Linked DNA regions of Homo sapiens: region 2 is linked to region 1. The links are chromatin contacts, found by Hi-C or POLR2A ChIA-PET in ENCODE. All regions are on one chromosome and are shown on one strand. The core of a region is the stretch at or near the end of the contact, and the rest is flanking DNA. Distances in the headings are between cores, read along the strand shown. Region 1 has its middle 30 kb from the start of LINC01936. Region 2 has its middle 14 kb from the start of LBH.

What was found. A loop is a pair of places that touch in the nucleus more often than their neighbours do. ChIA-PET counts read pairs that join two places held with the same protein, here RNA polymerase II (POLR2A). Pooled maps may share reads with other maps.
Region 2: a pooled map shows a loop between it and region 1 (1.9-fold over the local background). The contact joins two enhancer-like sites. A Hi-C loop is called at or near these places in 1 of 168 maps with a recorded cell type or tissue (cardiac septum), 1 of 37 single-sample maps with no recorded cell type and 7 of 50 pooled maps. POLR2A ChIA-PET finds 5 or more read pairs at or near these places in 9 of 52 experiments (A673, AG04450, CD8-positive, alpha-beta T cell and 6 more).

Annotation. Positions count from the first base shown.
Region 1 is chr2:30,314,326-30,319,657 of GRCh38, reverse strand. No RefSeq gene overlaps it. Among named protein-coding and RNA genes, the nearest start is that of LINC01936, 30 kb to the left of the region's middle. Within about 2 kb of position 3,802, at least 3 of the 41 ENCODE cell types and tissues checked have a DNase peak (open chromatin) inside an H3K27ac peak, as active enhancers do.
Region 2 is chr2:30,214,658-30,219,823 of GRCh38, reverse strand. No RefSeq gene overlaps it. Among named protein-coding and RNA genes, the nearest start is that of LBH, 14 kb to the left of the region's middle. RefSeq lists an enhancer at 684-1,883. Within about 2 kb of position 1,988, at least 11 of the 41 ENCODE cell types and tissues checked have a DNase peak (open chromatin) inside an H3K27ac peak, as active enhancers do.

The DNA of each region.
Region 1 (5,332 bases), core at 2,553-5,052:
CCATCCATCCATCCATCCATCCATCCATTTATCCATCCATGCATCCATCCATCCATCCATCCGTCCATCCATCCATTTATCCGTCCATCCATCCATCCATCCATCCATCCATTTATCCATCCATTCAGCATCTGTTATCTATGTGCCAGATGTATTATCTATGTGCTAAGCTTGTATATCCTCTCTCTGTCTCTCTTTTCCCCCGGCTAGGCTGAGACCTTTTCCAAATGTGGGAGCCTAAGGATGAAGAATTATCTAAGACAGTTGCTATTTCAGTTCAGAGCTGGAAGCTAAAAATGTTCGAATGGAAAAAAAAGTTTAAAAATATGGATGTGTATTTTTCTAAAATCCCATTAAGCTGTCAAGGGCCCTCACTGTGTGTTTCCTTTCCCATCGTTGCTAATCGGCAAGGTATGTGTGTGCCCTAAACAGAGGGGTAGCCAGCCTCCTCCTCCTCCTCCTCTTCTCCCCACCTCTTTCTGCTGCTGCTGGTGCTTGAGTCTTGGGAACCCAGGAGCCAGGCCTCCTGTCCCTGGAGGACCGCTGACTGGAACAGCAGCCTCGCTTCTCCATGGAGGCTGGGATGCCAGTACTACCCTCCTCCAAAATGCATCTAGACTGCCTGGGTTCAAATCCTGCCCTCATCACTGACTAGATGTATAACTTTGAGTGCTTTATTCCTCTGGGTCTCAGCTTCCTCAGGTGTGAAATAGGGATTGCAAACATTACCTACATCTTAGTGTTGCTGTGAGATGAAACGTGCAGAACACATAATGCAGGGCTTGCGTTCATGTTTATCATTGCTCTTCATTCCTTCCCTGAATTTAGAGAGTCTTCGCATAAAAGAACGAGGAGAGAGACCTCAAGGTTTCTTTATCCAATCACATAATTTTAAGATGCGAAAATGAAATAGAAGAAACTTTCTCGTCACTTCCCACTTCATGGGAACATGGCTCCAGTGTCCTTTCCGCAGGAACACAGCTTGGGTCGCTCAGCCTCCTCTCCTGTCAGCCCACCAAACCCTCGCACAAAAAATAATCTATATTTGCATTGTTTAAAAATGTGTCCCTTGGCTGGGCACGGTGGCTCACGCCTGTAATCCCAGCACTTTGGGAGGCTGAGGTGGCCAAATTACCTGAGGTCAGTAGTTAGAAACCAGCCTGACCAACATGGTGAAACCCCATCTCTATTAAAAATGCAAAATTAGCCAGGCATGCTGGTGCACGCCTGTAGTCCCAGCTACTCGGGAGGCTGAGGCAGGAGAATCACTTGAACTCGGGAGGTGGAGGTTGTGGTGAGCCAAGATTGTGCCATTGCACTCCAGCCTGGGTGACAGAGCGAAACTCCGTCTCCAAAAATAAATAAATAAATAAAATGGTGTCCCTTAGTGCTGTCCCATCCTCATGGCCTGTCTTGTTGTGCTAGATATACCCATCCCCGCAGCCACTGCAGACAGAAAGCCAGAGCAAGAACTGCTTAGGAGAGAGATTCTGATGGTGGGGACGAGAGTGGTAAAAGGAGTGGCACTGGGTTCTTGGCTTACATTCAAGGGAGTATCTTTGAACCCTCAAGCCCTGGGATTATGTGATTCTAATATTTATATAAATACAGAGTATCATTTCCAATCAGATGAGAAGTTGAGGATTCAGGTTCTGGGGGTATTACTGTTATTCTCACATACAGATCCGGTATGACTAGGAGTAGCCTTTCCAGAAGGAAGTGCAAGTGTTCCTCAAACATTTCACCAGCCCATGACATCACCTCTGGCCTTTTCTCCGTGTTGGCTGCTTAGAAATCAAGTTGACTAACTGTTGGTGCCTAGAAGGCTATGTGTGCTATGAGGGATCACAAGGCGGGTGCCTCAAGATCCCAGCTTTTGAGAAATTTGCAATGTGCTTGCGGAGATAAGCTATAAACAGGTGAATAGTGAAATGACAGCAGATGTAAATGACGGTTCAGGACATCCCAGCATAGCACAGGATGAGGACCAAATGGACCGTAGTTGCTGTGGAAAGGACACTAGGCTGGGAGACAGGGCTCTGCTCCTGGGACCCCTGACATCTTGCTCTGTTACCTGAGTAATCGTTGACCTCTCTGAGCCTCAATGTCCAAGTCTGTGAAATGAGGGGCTGGCCTGGACCCCTACCTCCCTGTATTCACCCCTCTGGGTCCCCCACTCTTCTTGTTCTATCGATACATCTGGGCCTGGATGCTCACTCCCTACCTCGCCTCTGCTTTTCCTGTTCTGTGGGCTCTGAATATCTGCTCCATAAGTTCATGGCTGGGGCAGGGCTTGTTATGGAAGACCATGACAGGATCAGTGGCAGGACATGTGGTGTGGCCTTTCATCGTACCTCAACCTCTCTACACCAGAACATTCACAGTGGAAATAGGGAAGAGAAAGGGGTCCTGGGGTGAGGGGTGGACACCATATGGGCTGAGAGACTCGGGGTTAGGAGAGTTGAGGACAGGGTCTGCTGAGTGAGTGTGCAGGCCCAGGGCCCAGATTCACTGGGTAAGACACTCAGAGAGCAAGAACAAAAGCACTTTTATTTTGGGGAAATTACTCTCAGAAAAACACTCTGAACTTGAAAACAGCTTGAAACAGCTATCCTCATTTATTTTACAAGAAATGAGTGTTCAAATTCTGGCACTTCACTGTGGGACATTGGAGGTCTGTGAGCAGCGGTGGTGGCTGACTTTTCAGCACAGCTTCCTTGGTGCAGGTCTTCTGGGATGCTTGGACCACATTCCTTATTAATGAAAATCCTATCTATCCATCAGGAAGTTTCAGGCTGCAAGGCCCATAATATCTTACTACTGGTAATGGGTTACGGCATACTGACATTTACTATCATGCTTAACAAGTCTGGAAGCAAGCATTGGTTACAATTGTTTAGTGGCTCATTGATTTCAGCAGGGTATGGACTGCTTCTGTCCTTTCTCTCTTCTACCCTTATGGGAACAAGATGGTGGCCACAGTTCCAAGCACCAACTCGTCACATGAGACACCATGAGCAGAAGTAGGCAGGGGTCAAAGGTCACTTCCCTTCACATCTCTCTTTGATCAGAAGGAATATCTTTCCCAAGCAGAATTCCTTCATGTTTCATTGGCCAGAATGGGACCAGACGCCAACCTTAGACCAATCACTGGCAAAAGCAATTGCTTTGTTGATGTAGATCATGTATTCTTAATGAGGGTGATGTCACCCTCAAGGGGGTGAAAATTGGTTCTTGGGGGCAAAAAAAAAAATCATACTGTGCCAAGTATGGTGGCCCACACCTGTAATCCCAGCCCTTTGGGAGGCTGAGGCAGGCAGATCACCTGAGGTCAGGAGTTCAAGATCAGCCTGGCCAACATGGTGAAACCATGTCTCTACTAAAAATACAAAAATTAGCCAGGCATGGTGGCACGCAGCTGTAATCCCAGCTTCTAGGGAGGCTGAGGCAGGAGAATTTCTTGAGCCTAGGAGGTGGAGGTTGCAGTGAGCCAAGATCATGTCACTGCACTCCAGCTTGGGGGACGCGAGTGAAACTCCATTTCAAAAAAAAATCACATTTTTTATGTATAAAGTACAGATATGCATAAAGTACATAAACATACAGTGTATCTGAAGTATTAAATTTTCATGGGAGGAAGCAATCAGGAAAACATATCTAAAAAGGCTCCTTAAGGGGACGGACTGAGTTAAATCAATTATGATTCATTGCTGGCACCTGGGGACTTTTCTTTTGGCCAGGAAGTCTGGGGAATGATGGCCAAACAGGCAGCAACAATATCTGCCACATCCTGCCTAGAAAGAAACATGCTTTGTGTGAAAATCTGGGTATGTGTGTAGGTGTGAGACTTCAAAGTGTGCTTGATTAAAACGTGTCATCACTGACCTGCTTTCAAAGATGGGTGGGCTGGCCAACTGCATGGTTCAATCTGGGCACAAGCTGAGGACCAGAGGTGAATTTCTGGGGACAAAAATGGGAATTGACAAGGGGCTATAGGAGAAAGAATAAAGGCATCTAGAGGAGATTTGTATTATATAAGGTTGGTTGTGCGGTGAATGACTGTGTTAAGTGACTCAAGTTATTTCTCCCCCTTTGGCTGAGGCTCTAGGTCATCAGCACTACTCCAGTGAACCCTGACCATGCTGCTTAGTGAAAAAGCTGCAGGGATCCATCTTTTTGAGTAGATGGCTAACTCCTGCCAATGTGAGGGATTCAGGGGCACAAGGATGTCTTGCCTTCTTCCATGCCTGAGTCCATCCTGAAATCCTCACACCTTCTTTTTCCTCCGATGGTTTAGTCCTTCTCTTCCATTTATTATACCACTGTGTTTCCAATTCCCATCCTGCTTAATACAACCGGTATTCACCCCTCAGGAGAAGTTGTTTAGCTAACTAAGCATTCTTTGTTGGTAGTTGGGTGAGCTGAGGCAAATGCACTGTTGACCTGGAGTCACTGTGGGATTTCCCACGGTTCTGTATCCACAACCACTTTCACACCCTCTGCTTTGGTTTTCCTGGAGTCTTGTCTTACAGACCTTAAATGCTGCCTGGGTGTTTGCTTTTTTTTTTGGCCTCTCTGGGCTCCTGGGAGGTAGGGACAGGTAGTCTCATACAACCATAGGAACCTGATTTCTGAAGGAGGACAAAGGGATGATGATCTCCTCTGGTACTGGAAACCTGGTGGACCTAAGTTAGTGCTCCCTGCCAGAGATGGATTATAAGTATCCTCACTCCTTGACCTGGTCCCCACAGCCCACATTTACGACTCCTCTGGCTAATTGCACTAAAAATCAAAAGCAGTTATCTCCAGGGAATGGGTGTGTAGGTGATGTTCACTCTCCTCTTCATGCCTTTCTATAGATCAGTGGTTCTCAGCCCTGGCTGTATGATTACATCACCTAGGCAGCTTTTAAGTCAATATTGCTGCCCAGGTAGCCGCCCAGGTCAATGAAATCAGAATCTGTGGAGATGGGACCCAGGTTTCAGGGTTTTTGTAAACTCCTGTGTGACTGTGATGTGCCACCAGCATAGAGAGGCTGTAGGCTGTGTGTGTGTGTATGTGTGTGTGTGTGTGTGTGTGTGTATGGGTGTATTTTTCTCACAGTGAGTATACACTTTTTTTTTTTTTTTTTTTGGTAGAAATAGGGTCTCACTTTGTTGCCCAGGTTGGTTTCAAATTCCTGGCTTCAAGCAATCCTTCCATCTCAGCCTCCCAAAGTGCTGGAATTAAAGGCATGAGCCACCATGCCTGGCCTATTTTTAAGACCTTAAAAGAAAATATAGCAATTCTCAATCTGAAGAGAAAAATTAACCCTATTTCTGTTCAATTCTTT
Region 2 (5,166 bases), core at 739-3,238, 98 kb after region 1:
TAGATGTGCTTCTCTGCAGCAGCTGCCTGGTTTTTCTTATCATGGGTGCAGTGCTGTACGTGCATTTCTTTAACTTTTGCTTTGTGGGTTGGGAAGTCAGAGTTTGATTTGAAAGTGTACAGGACCTTACAGCAATAAGGTAGCAGCCACACTGGGCTTTGTCCTCTGTTATCTATTATTTTTCCTTTCCCTCTATATTCTATTTTTTAAACTTTGTTCTATTTTATGTGGTTTTTGTAAACTCGGATACTTTCTGTAAAGATGTAAAATATAAAGAACAAAATTACTTATGTCTTCTTTGGAGGCCTTCAGTTTGTCTTGGGACGTGGCGCTGTATTTTCCTCTGTGCAACAACTTTCCAGGGACGGAATTGCTGTGGACTTCCAGGAGGGCCCAAATCTGGCCTCCCCACACTGCAGTACAAATCATGGCTGCATCTTGGCACCACTAGGAATGAGGTTGCAATGTTAATGGGTCCCTGGAGCAGACTGACTTGTTGAGTGGTCACCAAAATTCAGGTCTTCCAAGTTTTCAGACTCTCCAAGGGAGAGTCTCACATTGTCCTCACTTTTTCCTGATTATAATGAGTGGCCAGGGACAGCCAGTGGGGCCACCTCACTCCTTATGATCCAGACATGACTCAAGTTTCTACCTGAAAGCTGCCTGGGTTTTGCAAGGACACACCACCATTCTTCAAGGTATTTAAATACCTCCAGGTGGGTCAGTCTGGTTATATTTGCCTTCACTTTGATGTTTCCACGAGCTGGGGCTTTTTTGTTTTTGTTGCTCTCCTGGAGTCCTGAATGGCCCTTACGAGGCATTCTTTCCAAGCTGACACATCAAAGCAACTCCTCCTGGTATCAAGAACTTTCTCCAACTGCGTGTCCTAGGGGCGAACACATCAGCACCAGAGGGATCTGAAAAACCAGTCTTGTCCACCTTTTGGAGCTACTCTCTCTTTTGAAGAGAGGACCTCCTAGGCCAAACCTAGATAACCAGGATTTCTGAATTCCTGAGCTTGGCCCTGACAATGTACGGACGAAATTACTCATTTCCAGGTGCCAAGAGGGCCGATCACCACAAGCAGACAACACCCGTCTCTACCACAGGCGTTTATTATCTTTTGTCTTTGGGTTATTTCAGATCACTGTGAAAGGAGGGAAGGTAGCAATGAAATCTTTTGGAAATTACACATATAATGCATGAATTAACCTCTCTTAGCTTCAATTTCCTTGCCAGCCAAGGAGGGGGCGGGGATAATAACACCCACCTTGCAGAGTTGGTGTGAAGAGTTACAAGAGATGATAGCAAACATCTGGTACGACACCTGCAGCCTGCATCAGTGCTCCTTAATCAGTAACTATTTTGACCGTGTAAAATGCATACAGTCATCTGAGCATTAAGACTTTGCAAATTCAGAGAGTGGTCCACAGACCAGCACCCTCGGCATCACCAGCCGCTTGTTAGAAAGGCAATTTTCTCAGCCATCCCAACCTGCTGAATCAGAACCTGCATTTTAATGGCATTCCCCAGGTGACCTAGTAACGCACTACAGTTTGAGAACCCTTGATTTAAGGGACAGGAATTTTACCTTTGAATTTGGCGGTGATGGCATTTCTCTTGGCAACAAACAGACAGTTAGTGAGTCCATCAATCAAGTTAAGGCAATATTTACCTAACACAGCGTGCTCCTGGGCCCGAGGCTCACCTTGCTCACCTGCTCTGCTCACCTGCCTCCCGCAGTCACCTGCTCAGTGGCCAAGACTCCGGGGAGATTGCAGGCTCCTTGTTTACCAGGCAAGCACAGATAAGGTTTCTCACAGCCCCACCTGAGCTCCTGTGCCAAGGTAAACTTGCTGTCCAGAATGGCTCCCTGACTGGAAAATGTGTCAGTCTATTTATTTCTCACTCCCACTGGAAAAAAGGTGGGGTGGGGGAGTGACTGGTCATGATGTCATTCTTTCCACGGAACTTCTCAAAGGCATTGCATTTCTCGGTGACTTCCAGGCGCTGCCTGTGTGTCTGCACAGTACGGAGCACAACTGGCCAAGAACGGAGTTTCTCTTCCTTCTCTCACCATGCTGCCCCTCCTCCACCTCCTGCTGGGCCTTTTATTCCCTGTGGGCCTTGCAGGCAGCCCTAAAAAGGAACCTGGAAGCCATGAGGTGTGGGAAAGTTTTCTTGACATTTCTCCCAGAGGTGAACTGCAGAGAAGTGGGAAAAAGGGTGAAGTGATCTTTCTAAAAGCCATACAAAGAATCAACGGCAGTTGCATTCATCAAAATTCTTGCTTACATTTCTCTGGAGAAAAGCTAAGATTTTCTCATTGGGTTTCTGTCCCCAGATTGATGGGAAATGCTAGCAGACAGCACTGGAGGAAATCTGGGCTCACCCAGAAATCTGGGCTTAATCAATGATTTCTGCCATTCATCCTTTTTACCAGGAGGCTCCTACAGCTCCACATTGCTTCCATCCCAAGTCAGAGGCACTTTCTGAAAACACAAAAGTTAATAAATTAAGAGAGGGGCCTTGCGCAGGCCAGTACAGAGAATTTTCGTGAACGAAGAGATAGAAAGCCAGTCCAATTTAAAAGTATTACAATGTTTTTGATAATATTTCAACATGTAGATAAAATCAGAGACTGATACAGTGAATAGGAGTGGACCCATTTTCCAGCTCTATTCTCCAGGGTAGACTTGTAGTAACAAACAACCCCCAAACCTCAGCGGCTGACAGCACTCATCTCCCTCCCATCCTCCCATCCTCCTAGGGTTGCCTGGGGGTGTCATGCTTGCTCAGGGACTGGGGAGGACAGAAGCTTTGTCTCTGGGCTGCCATGTTGGCCAAAGTTTTTGTGCATTGGCTCAAGAGGCCAGAAACACAAGTCAATTCCAGTCACATTTCATTGGCCAAGGCAAATCTCTAGGCTGCTCCTGATTCAAAATGGGTGAGGACATAGAATCCTACTATGGGCCTGGCAGGCAGAGAGCCAGAAATATTTGGTGGGTAGCGCTAATGATGGCCACATCAGCTTTAGCAAATATTAACACATTGCCTTATTTGCTTCATGTCTTTTTACTTCAAAGAAAGTAAATATCAGCGATACAATTGAGTTCCTCTCTGTACACCTCCCTCATCCCATTTTCTTCCCTCATTTCCCAGAGCTAAGCACTGTTTTGAGATCAGTGTTAATCATCTTCACATGTGTTTTTATACTTTTACTATTTTTACTACATTTTTTATGTATCACAGACATTGCAAAGGATTATTATGCCAGCTTTTAAATTTTATATAGTGTATAATCATATCTGTAGTATCACTATCTTCTGCAATATTCATTTCTCCCTTAGCATTACAATTGTGAGATTTTTATCTATGCTGACACATACTGTGTTGTATTCCATTGTATAACTCTAATACAATTTAATTATTCTCTTGTGGATGGACATTTAAGCTGTTTCCAGTACTGCAGTGAATATCTTAATACATGTCTTCTTGACTATATGCCTAGGAGTGGAATTTCTGGACATGATCATCTTCATTAGTTGTTGCCAAATTGCTCTCTGGAGTACTTGGATCAACTTACAGTTCCACTAGCAGTGAATGAGACTCCATGATTTAACATCTTTCCCAACACTTGGCATTGACATACACTTTTGCTATCTGGTGGGTGTGAATGGTATCTCATTGTTGTTTGGATTTGTACTTCTTTAATAGTGAAAGTAAGCATCTTTTTATATTTTTATTGACCTGGAGTTTTTCTGTGAATTGATAGTTTTGTCCATTTTCCCCCATATGTTGTCTTTTTCTTATTAATTAGAGATATCGCTTTGCATATTGTATTCATTGCAAATATTATCTTCCAGTCTATGGCTTGGTTTTCACTTTGTTCTCATGGCCTTTGTTGTACAAAAGTGAGTTTTAATGTACTAGTCCACATTACCACTTTTAAAATTAAACTTACCCCAAGTTTCTATTTTCAGTGTTTTTAAATGAACTCTTCATCTTAAAGTCACAAAGAATTACAAAGAATTTTTCTATGTCTTCATCTTCTGTTTTAAAGTTGTGCTTTTTTTTTTAAGTTTTTAAGTTTTAAAGTTGTGCTTTTTTTTTTTTTTAAGATCACCCAGGAATGATCTGATGTAGAAATCTACTATTTTCCATATGGATAAAGGTTGCTCCTAGCACTCATTTATCAGATAGAATACCCTTTCCCCACTGGCGTGTAACATCATCTCTGCCCCATCTTCTTTCCAAACATGGGCAGGCCAGTGACTGGGCCCTTTATTCTGCTCCCTTACTTATCCTTGTGCGCAGACTATATTGTCTTCTTTTCTAAATATTTTGATAATAAATCTTGATATCTGGTAGGGCAAGTTCTTCCACCTTGTACTTTTTCAAAATTGTTTCTCAGTTATTCTTGGCCCTTTGTGCTTCCAAGGGAATTTTGAGATCAGATTGTCTAGTTCAAAACAAAGCAGAACAAAACCAAACACAATCCAAACCCAACCAAAAAAAAAAAAAAAAAAAAGCTGTGTTAGACTTCAGCTGAAATTGTATAATTGATTTGGGAACAATTGACATCTTTATTATTTTACATCTTCCTTTTTATTTGTTTCCTTTTATCTGGCGTGTTCTCATGCTTTCCAAGCCCTCCATAAGATCCTGAATTTCGTCCTCTTCTTCCCTCTCTAACTCTTCTTACTTTGACCCAAACATGACTGACTTTCTATTTCCTGTTTTGGCTTCAGTATCTTTCCTTACTATACCATCCATCTCTTTCAAAAGTCTCCTAATTCTTTTAACTCTTTTCAGATGTGCAAAAGGTGAAGCCCAGACGCATGTCATAATGATAGGAGGGGAAGGGAGTTCTGGCAGCCTCCTGTGAGGAGATAGGAAGGCGTAATTCCACATGGGGGGTGCACAATAATCTCTCTGAGCTTCAGGATGTAGTATGTGCAGTGGTTAACAGCCCAGCCTGCTCGGTTTGAATTCCAGCTCTATCGTTTACCAACTCTGATCTTGGGTAAATTATATAACCTCAGCATGCCTCAGTTTTCCCTTCTGTAATGCAGGGATGAAAATGTTAATTCTCTCACTGTGTAACTGTGGAAAATAAATGAGCTAAAGTATGTAAAGTACTGGCCGGGCACGGTGGCTCACACC